Regions from separate parts of the Homo sapiens genome. Here region 2 is linked to region 1. Evidence: read pairs that join two places in POLR2A ChIA-PET (ENCODE). Cell type or tissue: MCF 10A. All regions are shown on one strand. Each heading gives the region's core, and the rest is flanking DNA. Links, peaks and the distances in the headings are about the cores only.

Region 1 (5,380 bases), core at 295-5,294:
TTTCCAAAATTCGTAGAACTGAACATTTAAGATCTGTGCATATTGTTGTGTTAAATGATTCATCGACGGCCAGGTGCGGTGACTCACGCCTGTAACCCCAGCACTTTGGGAGGCCGAGGTGGGCAGATCACCCGAGGTCCAGAGGTTGAGACCAGCCTGACCAACATGGAGAAACCCCACCTCTACTAAAAATACAAAATTAGCTGGGCATGGTGGTGCAGGCCTGTAATCCCAGCTACTCAGGAGGCTGAGGCAGGAGAATCGCTTGAACCCAGGAGGCGGAGGTTGTGGTGAGCTGAGATCGTGCCATTGCACTGCAACCTGGGCAACAAGCAAAACTACGTCTCAAAAAAATAAATAAATAAATAAATAATACATTGCTGTAAAATAACTTATGTTACTTATTATCTTATCATGATTACAACAAATCATCAGCAAAGCCATAGGCCTCATGGAGAATGGGAACAGGACCTGCAGCTGTTCAGGATACATCAGTAGCTCTCTGACTCCAATATTTTGTGGTCCCATCAGAACTGAGCATCTGCCGTTCCCTCATCTAGTGACTCTGTTCTCATGACTCAGATTCTCTCTCGACTCTCCAATTATTTCTCCTGCTGCCTCTCTCATTACTTCTCTTGGTTCCCATTGTAATTTTTCCTATGCTTCTCTCTCACCCCCAGAGAGAATAAGATTTGGTGAGTTAATTAGCATTCCCTGACTATTGGTCTGATGTCTCATATCCTGCCATCTCAAAAGCCTCCACTGTCCTCGCTTATAACATCTAGAGGTGCCTTTGTTAGAACTCCATTTCTGGTCCAGTCTGTATGGCCAGGGTGGCAGGGTCTCATGACACACTTCATGGCAATTTGGGTGGAAGGCAGGAACTCCAGGGGCTGTGAGGGTGGTTGAGCCCTTGAAGGTTCCTGAGTCATTGTGATGACCATGTTCAGTCATGGGGAAACAGTGCCCCTCAGCTCCCCAGTGTCTGAGTCTCCTGCCCTGGTTTTGGGGCACACATCGCTGTAGCAGGAAGGATCCAAACGTGTGTGTTTTACACCCATAATACTGCTTTAATATCTTGCCCTGATAAGGTCGCGATGTTACCAGGGCTGTCTTGTCAAATACATGCTTAACGTCAACTCTTAACTCGTCAAAGAAACCCAGAAAAACCTGTTGATCAAACAAAGCTAAGGGAGAACATCACCTTGACAAAGTCTTCATAATGTCTCATCACGGGAAAGTACAGAGAGATGTTTTCGGGTTTTTAGGACCAGCGTTGAGGATTTTCAGGCAGGTCTTGCAAGGTGGGGAACTGGTCAGAATGAGGTAGAGTTTATGACATAATAGCTTTGCGTGGTGGCTCCATGAGACGAGGGTCCTGAGGGATCTGTCGATGGGCAAGCTGCTGGTTGGTTCATACTCCTGTCTTCCGGGGCTATTAGTTTCCTGGAGCAAGCAACTCACATATTTTTGCCTGTTCCCAGCACTGGTTAATACAGGGAGAGGCAACTGTGTTTTTAGCTTTTATTGATTTGGTTGTAAAATGTTAAAGCTATTTCTCACATATTCTACTTGAATCTCCCACCTTCAAATCCATCAGTTACAAACAAGGTTTTGGTGTGCGTTGCAGTCATGGGAGACCTTGGGTAGAGAGCAGGTTGTGACAGGGTGGCTATGGTTTTTAAATTCCTACGAGACAGTAGGGGGCTTATGTTTTACCCATTGTTTTTCTTCAATTACTTTATGATCCGGAGCACTCTTCAATTTTCCTCATCTGTAAAATAAGGAAAATTAATGTATCTACTTCATGGAATTGTGGTGAGGATTAAATGACTTACCTAAGTGTGGAGAACCTGGAAAGTATTACTATTATTATTATTTCCCAATTTCTCCACCCTGGACACTGCAGCAGTCTGTCTGCCATGAAGCTGTCTTGGTAAGTCCTGCTGTGGCACTTGCCTAGGTCTTTTCCTGCCCCCTCATCTTTTGCCCTCAGTAACCACATGCACCAGTATGGCCATAGTGGTTATTTAAAATATTGAGAAACTTCTCTTTAGGTGTGCAAGCCCCTCAAGTGTCCTCTACCACTGTCACCACCACTGCTCCCTGGAACATTCCATTTTCTCTGTCAGGCAACTAAAGGTTAAACATCTCTTCTGCATTTACACAAGGGGCCTCCAAGCCCCTGCTCAGCACCATTCTCTCTCTGCTCCCTGCCTCTGTTCATGGTTCCTGCCCCCCCCACATGCTTTTTGCGCCTCCTTCTCTCAATATTCACCTGTCCAGATAATAGCGTGCAGATTTGTTGTTGTTGTTGTTGTTGTTGTTGAGACAGAGTCTCGCTCTGTCACCCAGGCTGCAGTGCAGTGGCACCATCACAGCTCACTGCAGCCTCGACTTCCTGGGCTCAAGTGACCCTCCCACCTCAGCCTTCTGAGTAGCTGGGACTACAGGCACACACTACCATGCTTGGCTAATTTTTGTATTTTTTGTAGAGATGGGGTTTCACCATGTTGCCCAGGCTGGTCTCCAACTCCTAGGCTTAAGCAATCCACCCACCTCAGGCTCCCAAAGTGCTGGGATCACAGGCTTGAGCCACTGTGTGTGGCCAATGTGCAGCTTTTAAAAAACATGTTGCTACAAGCCATGGGGCTATATACAGGTGTGTACAGTTACAAGTGAAGACTCTCAGTAGGTTCCTCACTTGAGTTTGATTCCATTTAGGAATCATTTACTGAACCCGGCATTGTGCTGAGCTGGGGGCTACCAAACAAGGAACTCTCCTCAAACCCTCAGCTAGAAAATGTCCTCAGCTGGTTCAGACTAAGGCTACATTAGCCCAAAGGCTGAGGGTCCAATATGTCAGCTCAGCCTCTGGAGTTGAGCCGACTACCTGGCCACAAACCCTCTGCCTGTTCCTACAGAAGTTGGTGACAACCTTAGGCTTGCTCTAATGTAGTTCTCCTGGTACCAGCCACTACCAGACTAAAGCCCTTTTCTCTCCCACTAGCAGTCTTCTCTGCTTTACACCCAGATGCTCAGTTTCTCCTGCTATGCTCAGTATCAGAGGCAGTTCGTTTCCATTGGAAGGAATAAAGTGACATTCCTGGTTCACCTCCTGACTGCTAGAGGTAGGTGCCACACGTGTAACCACATACATCATATCCCACATTCAGACCAAGCAAGCCCAAGGAGGGATGGGGTGGGGGGCATTCGCCACAGGCCTCCCTCTTTCAACTCCCCCACTGTTTCAAATGTCAGTGGCAGAAGTTCTGCCGGCTCAGGAGTGGGAGGAGGCACAGTGTGCGTGTGGAGGAACAGATGGCTGCAGGGGGTTGGGGCTGAGCCATTCTCCACCCCGCTGCCCGGCTTGTCCTGGCAAGTTCGTTCACTGATGGAGCACAGCCTGAGTGTTCACAGCCCCTGCCCCGTCTCCCCAACTCTGCTCTCTCTCACTGCTGTTCATCCTCCTTGGAAGCCAGAGTCCTTCTCTCCTTCCACAAGGAATCCTGTCACACTCTGCTTCACAGCCTTTGTTGACTTGCTTGGCTACAGGATAAAATGCCAACTCGGTACCTTGGCCCAGGTCAACTCCCATGTGCTACTAAAACACAGGGTGCTCCTGCCATTCCTAAAGGGATCACACTCTCTAGACCCTACCCCAGGGCACAGGCTATTATTTCCACCCGGAATTCTTAGAACCTTCCCTCACACCCTTCCCACCTGCTAAACTCCTATTCACCCTTCAAAACCCACTCCAATATTGCTTCCTCTGGAAAGCTTTCCCCAAGGCCTCTGTGGAAAAAGAGTTGTTCCCACCTCAGGGTCCCCTCAGCACTAGGTTCATACATCTAAATCAGCATATTACAGGTCTTACTATAATTTATCTGTTTACATGTCTCTCTCCCCAACTAGTTCACAAGACCCTCAAGTACATAATGCTTGTCTTAAGTTGATGCTCAATGTATTTAGTGAATAAATGAATGAAAAGTCAAATACACACTACTTATAGATTCTTCTTAAGCTTTAGTATGCTTCTCAGGGTTATCAATGTTATCGAGCCTCTGCCTTTCCCTCCCCATTCACCCCTCCTATGGCTTAGGGATTATGGGAAAAGGGAAATTATAATGACTGTGAAGTGGAGCACCCCTGTCTCTAGAACCACGTCCCTGCCCATTTTGATATTCTCTCCTCTCTTGGAGGACCCTCTTCCCTGCCAGATTCTCAGGTAGAGAGCAAAGCAAAATACCAACTAGTGTGTGCCTGTGGCTGAGTCATTTAACATTTCTAGACTGCAGTGTCTCATCTGAGAAATTGGAGATTAGAACCAGGTGACGTCAAAGGCTCTTTGTAGTTCTGACAAGCTATAAGTCATGAAGAAAGTCGTTGGAATTTTAGGCATCCCCAAAACTAGAGAATAGAAATGTGCACAGGGCCTCTTCAGTGTTCGCATAATATAAATCTGTTTATCCATGAATAAGGCCGACCCTGGCAGTGGCTTCTTTCTTTCCTGACACATCATTCCCACCACTTCTTGTTCAAAGCCACCTCCTGAATTGTCAGCTGGGCACCTTGGGAGACTTTGTTTTTGGCTTATTAATGTTGATGGAACAGCATTTTCAACAGCTACAACCAGTATAATCCAAACTTTCCATATTAAAAAAAAATTTATTTTTTATTTTTTATATTTTTATATTTTTATTTTTTCATATTTTATATTTATTTTTTTCCCACCACCAGTCACCCCAGACTATTTGCAGAGATAGAGAGGCCTGGGCACTTGTGTTTTGTTGGGGACTCTTTGAACAACCTGTGCAGGTAGTATACTGCACAACTCTAGGGGGCTCCCTTCATACTGAAGTCATTGTAGATTTGCACGTGCATTAGGATACGTTTTTTTGCAGATGGCAGCAAAGTATCTGAGGAAAAGTTGCTTTTTCTCACCTGCACAAAGGTACTTAGGAGGTTAGCTCCAGTGCTAACTTTTTTTCAAAAGGAAACTATGCCAGGCCGGGCAAGGTGGCTCACGCCTGTAATCCCAGCACTTTCAGAGGCCAAGGCGGGTGGATCACTTGAGGTCAAGAGTTCGAGACGAATACGAAATACAAAATATTAGCCCAGTGTGGCGGCATGCCCCTATAGTCCCAGCTACTTGGGAGGCTGAGGCAGGAGAATTGCTTGAACCCGGGAGGTGGAGGTTGCAGTGAGCTGAGATCGTGCCACTGCACTCCAGCATGGGCAACAGAGCAAGACTCCATCTCAAAAAAAAAAAAAAGAAAAGAAAAGAAGAAAGAAACCTATGCCAAAATAGCATTATGCAAATTGTGGTAGACATCAATGTTTCCATGTTACAAATCAATATTTTTAATATTGTGGTAAA
Region 2 (5,380 bases), core at 195-5,194, 98 kb after region 1:
ATTTGGGTTCATTAACTGCTTGCTGCTGATTAGTTCATTTTTCCGATGTGTGGGAGAGAGGAGCATCTTCCTTTATTTTCCCCTCCACCTTTGCTAAATGCCGTTACTACTTCCTGTTGCAATGACAGGGCTTCCCAGCTCCCAGCTTCTTTTCCTTAGTCCCCATCGTGTTGGGGAGGACACAGGAGAAAGTTGGCTTGCTCACTGGTTGGTTTACTCAGTCACTTAACAGGAGCCAATTGAGCCCCCACTCTATGCCAGGCTCTGTGCTAAGTGCTAGTCTAATTCAGCCCTCTTGAAGGCCTTAAGAGAGAGCAGGCATTCTTTCTTCCTACCTCATGGGGTTTTTGCAGGTGAGGCTCTGTACCTACCTCCAGGTCTCATGGCAGGTCGACTGGACCCCTGCCACCTCCTGCGGTGCTGCCCTCCTCACCCACTCCTTGCCCACTCTCACTATCGGCTTCCTAATAGGCATTTCCTGGGGCGACTGTATCTGACTAAAATTGGTCATTTTGTAGATCCTTTAGGGGTCCTGGTCCAAAGGTCAGTTTTAATGAGTGATATGGGGACTGTGGAGTTGCAGGGTGGGGAGAGAAATGTGGACCATAACTGACAGTGTTCACAGGGAGAGCACACTGGGGGAAATAAGCCTCACTATTGCAGCTGCTGAGACTGCACGTCTAGTTCATTTTGAATGGCCCCTCAAAGATACCCCCTGAGGATGCTAAATGCAGATTTGTGGATGCTGTTGGCAGAATTTGCTTGTTTATAATACTTTTTTGGGGGGTGCTGGGCAAGGTCGCTCATGCCTATAATTTCAGTACTTTGGGATCTCACCTGGCTCCACCATGATTTGGGAACAGGCATTTAAGTTTAGCAATTCAGGCCAGGCACAGTGGCTCACGCCTGCAGTCCCAGCACTGTGGGAGGCTGAGGTGGGAGGATTGCTTGAGCTCAGGAGTTTGAGAGCAGCCTGGCAACGTAGTGAGACCTCATCTCTACTAAAAGTTAAAAAAAAAAATCAGCTGAACGTGGTGGCTCATGCCTATAGTCCCAGCCACTTGGAAGGCTGAGGTGGGAGAATCACTTGAGCCTGCAAGATCGAGGCTGCACTGAGCTATGATTGTGCCACTGCATTCCAGCTTAGGCAACAGAGCAAGACTCAGTCTCAAAAAAAAAAAAAAAAAAAGAATCTTTTTTGTTTTCGGCCAGTTTGGTTCTACATTTTAGATTGCTTTTGACTGACTTTTTGGGAGACTGTCGTGCCCTTAGAGTATCCATAATAATTATGAAGATGTCAAGTCCCTTAGGACTGCATGTTTGACTTAGCTTTCAGCATCAAAACATGCATCAGAATAGCATAATGGAAAGATCAGTGATTCTGGAGTAAAGTAGACTTGGTTTCAAATTCCAGCCCTCCTCTAATGCCCTTGGATAAATTTCTTCACGGCCTTAGTTTCTTCATCTGTAAAATGGGGATTTTTTTTTTTTTTGGAGACGGATTCTCGCACTGTCACAGGGGCTGGTGTGCAGTGATACAATCTCGGTTCACTGCAACCTCCACCTCCCGGGTTCAAGCGATTCTCCTGCCTCAGCCTCCTGAGTAGCTGGGGTTACAGGCCCCTGCCACCACGCCTGGCTAATTTTTTGTATTTTTAGTAGAGATGGGGTTTCACTATGTTGGCCAGGCTGGTCTTGCACTCCTGACCTCGTGATCTGCCCGCCTGACCTCGTGATCTGCCCGCCTCAGCCTCCCAAAGTGCTGGGATTACAGGCGTGAGCCACAGCACCCGGCCAAAATGGGGATCATTTTACAAGGTGAGAAATAATGTTTGTACAGTACTTTTAGAGTAGCTCCTAGCACATAATAGATGTTCAGAAGTTCCCTTCTTGTTTGATTCAGCAGGAACTAAATTGTATCAAACTGTAGGCAGTTTGATGAATAAGATGTGGTTTCTATCCTGGAGGAACTTAAAATCTAATGGGCTAGGCTGACACATGAATTCATCCTGAGGAGGTTAAGTGCCAAGACCCAGGTTGAGGCTGGAGCAGAGCACAGGAGCATTTCCTCTGCCTGGAGGGTTGGGAGAGCCTTCTGGGAGGAGGTTATGCCTAAGCCCTGTCTTGAGGGATTGAGTAAGAATTCACTTAAGCAAGCAAGGTGGGATGGGTTGTAGCCAAAGCAACAGCATGAGCAATGGATGGAGTATTTAGGAGGACTACATGCAGTTGGGGGTTGGCTGGATGGAACAGTGTGAAGTAGGAATTCCTAGGAAATGAGCCTAGAGAGCCTGGTGAGTGTGAACTTGCTGGTGGGCCTTGTGTACCTTGCTGAAGAATTCAGGGTTATGGGCTGAGTGCTGTGGCTCACACCTGTAATCCCAGCTCTTTGGGAGGCCAGGGTGGGCGGATTGCTTGAGCTCAGGAGTTTGAGAACAGCCTGGGCAACATGGCAAACCCTCGTCTCTACAAAAAATACAAAAATTATATGGGCATGGTGGCGGGCGGCTCCAGTCCCAGCTAGTGAGGAGGCTGAGGTGGGAGGATTGCTTGAGCCTGGGAGGATTGCTTGAGCCAGCGAGGTGGAGGTTGTGGTGAGCTGAGATTGCGCCACTGCACTCCAACCTGGGTGACAGAGCCAGATCCTGTGTCAAAAAAAAAAAAAAAAAAAAAAAAGTAGAAAAAACAGCAGGGCTAGAGATCAGAGGTAGTTTAGGGATTAAAATACACTGTTACTGATTAATAATACTTACATGTAAATTTCCTGTTTTGATAGGAAGATGTAGAATTTGCTAGGAAAGAAAATAAAAATACAAGGAAAAATAATATATAAATAGTGTTAATAACATACTCATGCATTTTTACAGTGCACGGTCTGATTAAGTAAATTTTGGTACATCCATACGATAGAGTGGAATGCAGATGTTAAAAGAATGAGGTAGGTTTATGTGTGCTCTTAAGGAAAATTTTCCAAGAATATTATTTAACAAAAAATATATATGCATAGAGTATCTTTAGAAGTATATATAAGAGGCTGGGGAGGGTGGCTCACGTCTGTAATCCCAGCACTTTGGGAGGCCGAGGTGGGTGGATCACGAGGTCAGGAGATTGAGACCATCCTGGCTAACATGATGAAACCCCATCTCTACTAAAAATACAAAAAAATTAGCCAGGCGTGGTGGCGGGGGCCTGTAGTCCTGGGAGGCTGAGGCGGGAGAATGGCGTGAACCTGGGAGGCGGAGCTTGCAGTGAGCTGATATCGCACCACTGCACTCCAGCCTGGGCGACAGAGTGAGACTCTGTCTCAAAAAAGAAAGAAAGAAAGAAAATATTGTAAAGAAATGACTAACACTATACATTTTCAGGTGAGCTGGAAACCAAGTGGCAGAACATAAAAATAACCTGTGCTACTACAGTGTCATAGTATTATGCATAATGCTAGATTATTTCATGCTCTGACAATAACAGCATTCATTCATGGGGGTTTTTAGAGTTTTCACCTTTCACATACATTATTTCAGTCAAAATTAATCACTCTTCCATCTGTGCTCTCACATCAATTAAAATATTTTAAGAATTATAAATGTTAAGTGATGTTATGTAAAGTTTGGAAAGCGAGAGAAAAGAGTAATACACGTTTAGGCTGGGTGTGGTGGCTCATGTCTGTAATCCCAGCACTTTGGGAGGCTGAGACAGGCAGATCGCTTGAACCCAGGAGTTTGAGACCAGCCTGGGCAACACAGGTGAGACCTCATCTCTAGAAAAAATACAAAAATTAGATGGGCATGGTGGTGTGCACCTGCAATCTCATCTACTCCGGAGGCTGAGGTGGGTGGATCGCTTGAGCCCAGGGAGGTAGAGGCTGCAGTGAGCTGTGATCACACCACTGCACTCCATCCTGGGCTACAGACTGATACCCTGTCTCAAAAAAAAAAAAAAGAAAGTGTTTAAGTGCAGCAGCCATGATTTTATTCTCTTCCTTCCTTCCCTTCTGTTCTTTGCCTATGCCTTAAAAATGTATAGCTGTAGCTAAGGTATACATGTACTTATAGGCTTTTCTGTGTAATATATTTCTTTTTTTGAGACGGAGTCTTGCCCTGTCGCCCAGGCTGGAGTGTAGTGGCGCGATCTTGGCTCACTACAAGTTCTGCCTCCAGGGTTCATGCCATTCTCCTGCCTCAGCCTCCTGAGTAGCTGGGACTACAGGCGCCCACCACCATGCCCAGCTAATTTTTTTTTTTTTTTTTTTTTTTTGTATTTTTAGTAGAGACAGGGTTTCACCGTGTTAGCCAGGATGGTCTCGATCTCCTGACCTCGTGATCCACCCGCCTCGGCTTCCCAAAGTGCTGGGATTACAGGCATGAGCCACCGCTCCCGGACTGTGTAATATATTTCATGCATTTCCCCAGGTGTTGTGTGGTTCTCCTCCTTGGCTTTTTAAATAGCTGCTGTTTTGTGGAACATTGTGATTACTTCACTGTGCTTCACTTGCACCTTTACTCGTGTGTTCTCCATCACAGCCGCGTTAGTTTACTGCCTTCATGCTCATCTCTTCCTAGACTCTTGGGGCTGGTATGACCTCTTTGTCATTAGAATCAGGGCAGAGAGAAAATATTTAGCAAGTATGTCTGAAGGAATAGATGTTCCTTCTGGGCTTTATAACAGCGTTTTAAGGTGTAGGTAAATATGAGCAGTTTTCAGCCAAGGAAAGGAGTCAGATTAAACGGTCACACAGCAGCTATGTGGAAGTGGGTGAACTCAAACTTTGGTTCAGTTCTCCTAACCCCAGCAAAGCACTTGGCAGTGTTTTGTTTTGTTTTTTGTTCTGTTTTGTTTGTTTTGGAGGTGGGATCTCGTTCTGTCAGGCAGGAGTGCAATGGCACGATCAGCTTACTTGAGCCTCCTAGGCTCAAGCGATCCTTCCACCTCAGCCTCCTGAGTTGCTGAGATTATAGATGCATGCCAGCACACCTGGCTAATTTTTGTATTTTTTGTAGAGACAGGGTTTCACCATGTTGCCCAGGCTGGTTTTGAACTTGTGTGCTCAAGTGATCTGGCATGAAATACCGTGCCCGCCTTTATTTTTTATTTTTTTTAAGGCTAGTCAAGTGAAGCAGTGGGAATGGGAAATCCTCTGTTCTTAAGAAATAAAACATGGGGGTCGGCTTTCTCTCCCTTGAACTTTCAACTCTTAAATTTTTTTGTTAAATTTTTTAAAAGTTAATTTCTAAAGCCATCTTCTGGTTTGTCTCAAGAGAAGACATTACCTTTTGTCCTGAATTCTCTCCCCTGAACTTTCTCTTCTTCGAACTTTCAACCCTTAAATTTTCTTGTTAAATTTTTAAAAAGTTAATTTCTAAAGTCATCTCCTGGTTTGTCT

Evidence for each region. ChIA-PET counts read pairs that join two places held together with the same protein. Peaks named below come from ENCODE experiments on the same cell type or tissue, not always from the same donor. Only the 100,000 strongest peaks of a DNase experiment are listed, where the experiment ranks them.
Region 2: POLR2A ChIA-PET joins it to region 1 with 9 read pairs; 1 of 35 experiments calls an interaction of 5 or more read pairs at or near these places.

The regions. Positions count from the first base shown.
Region 1 is chr2:158,889,936-158,895,315 of GRCh38, forward strand. No RefSeq gene overlaps it. Among named protein-coding and RNA genes, the nearest start is that of TANC1, 76 kb to the right of the region's middle. RefSeq lists an enhancer at 3,506-3,675. In MCF 10A, for the core only: no CTCF peak of the experiment used is centred there; DNase peaks (open chromatin) are centred at 2,606, 3,336 and 4,326.
Region 2 is chr2:158,988,440-158,993,819 of GRCh38, forward strand. All of the region lies in intron 1 of TANC1 (tetratricopeptide repeat, ankyrin repeat and coiled-coil containing 1), which reads left to right. Among named protein-coding and RNA genes, the nearest start is that of TANC1, 22 kb to the left of the region's middle. RefSeq lists an enhancer at 3,307-3,406. In MCF 10A, for the core only: no CTCF peak of the experiment used is centred there; DNase peaks (open chromatin) are centred at 2,142 and 2,572.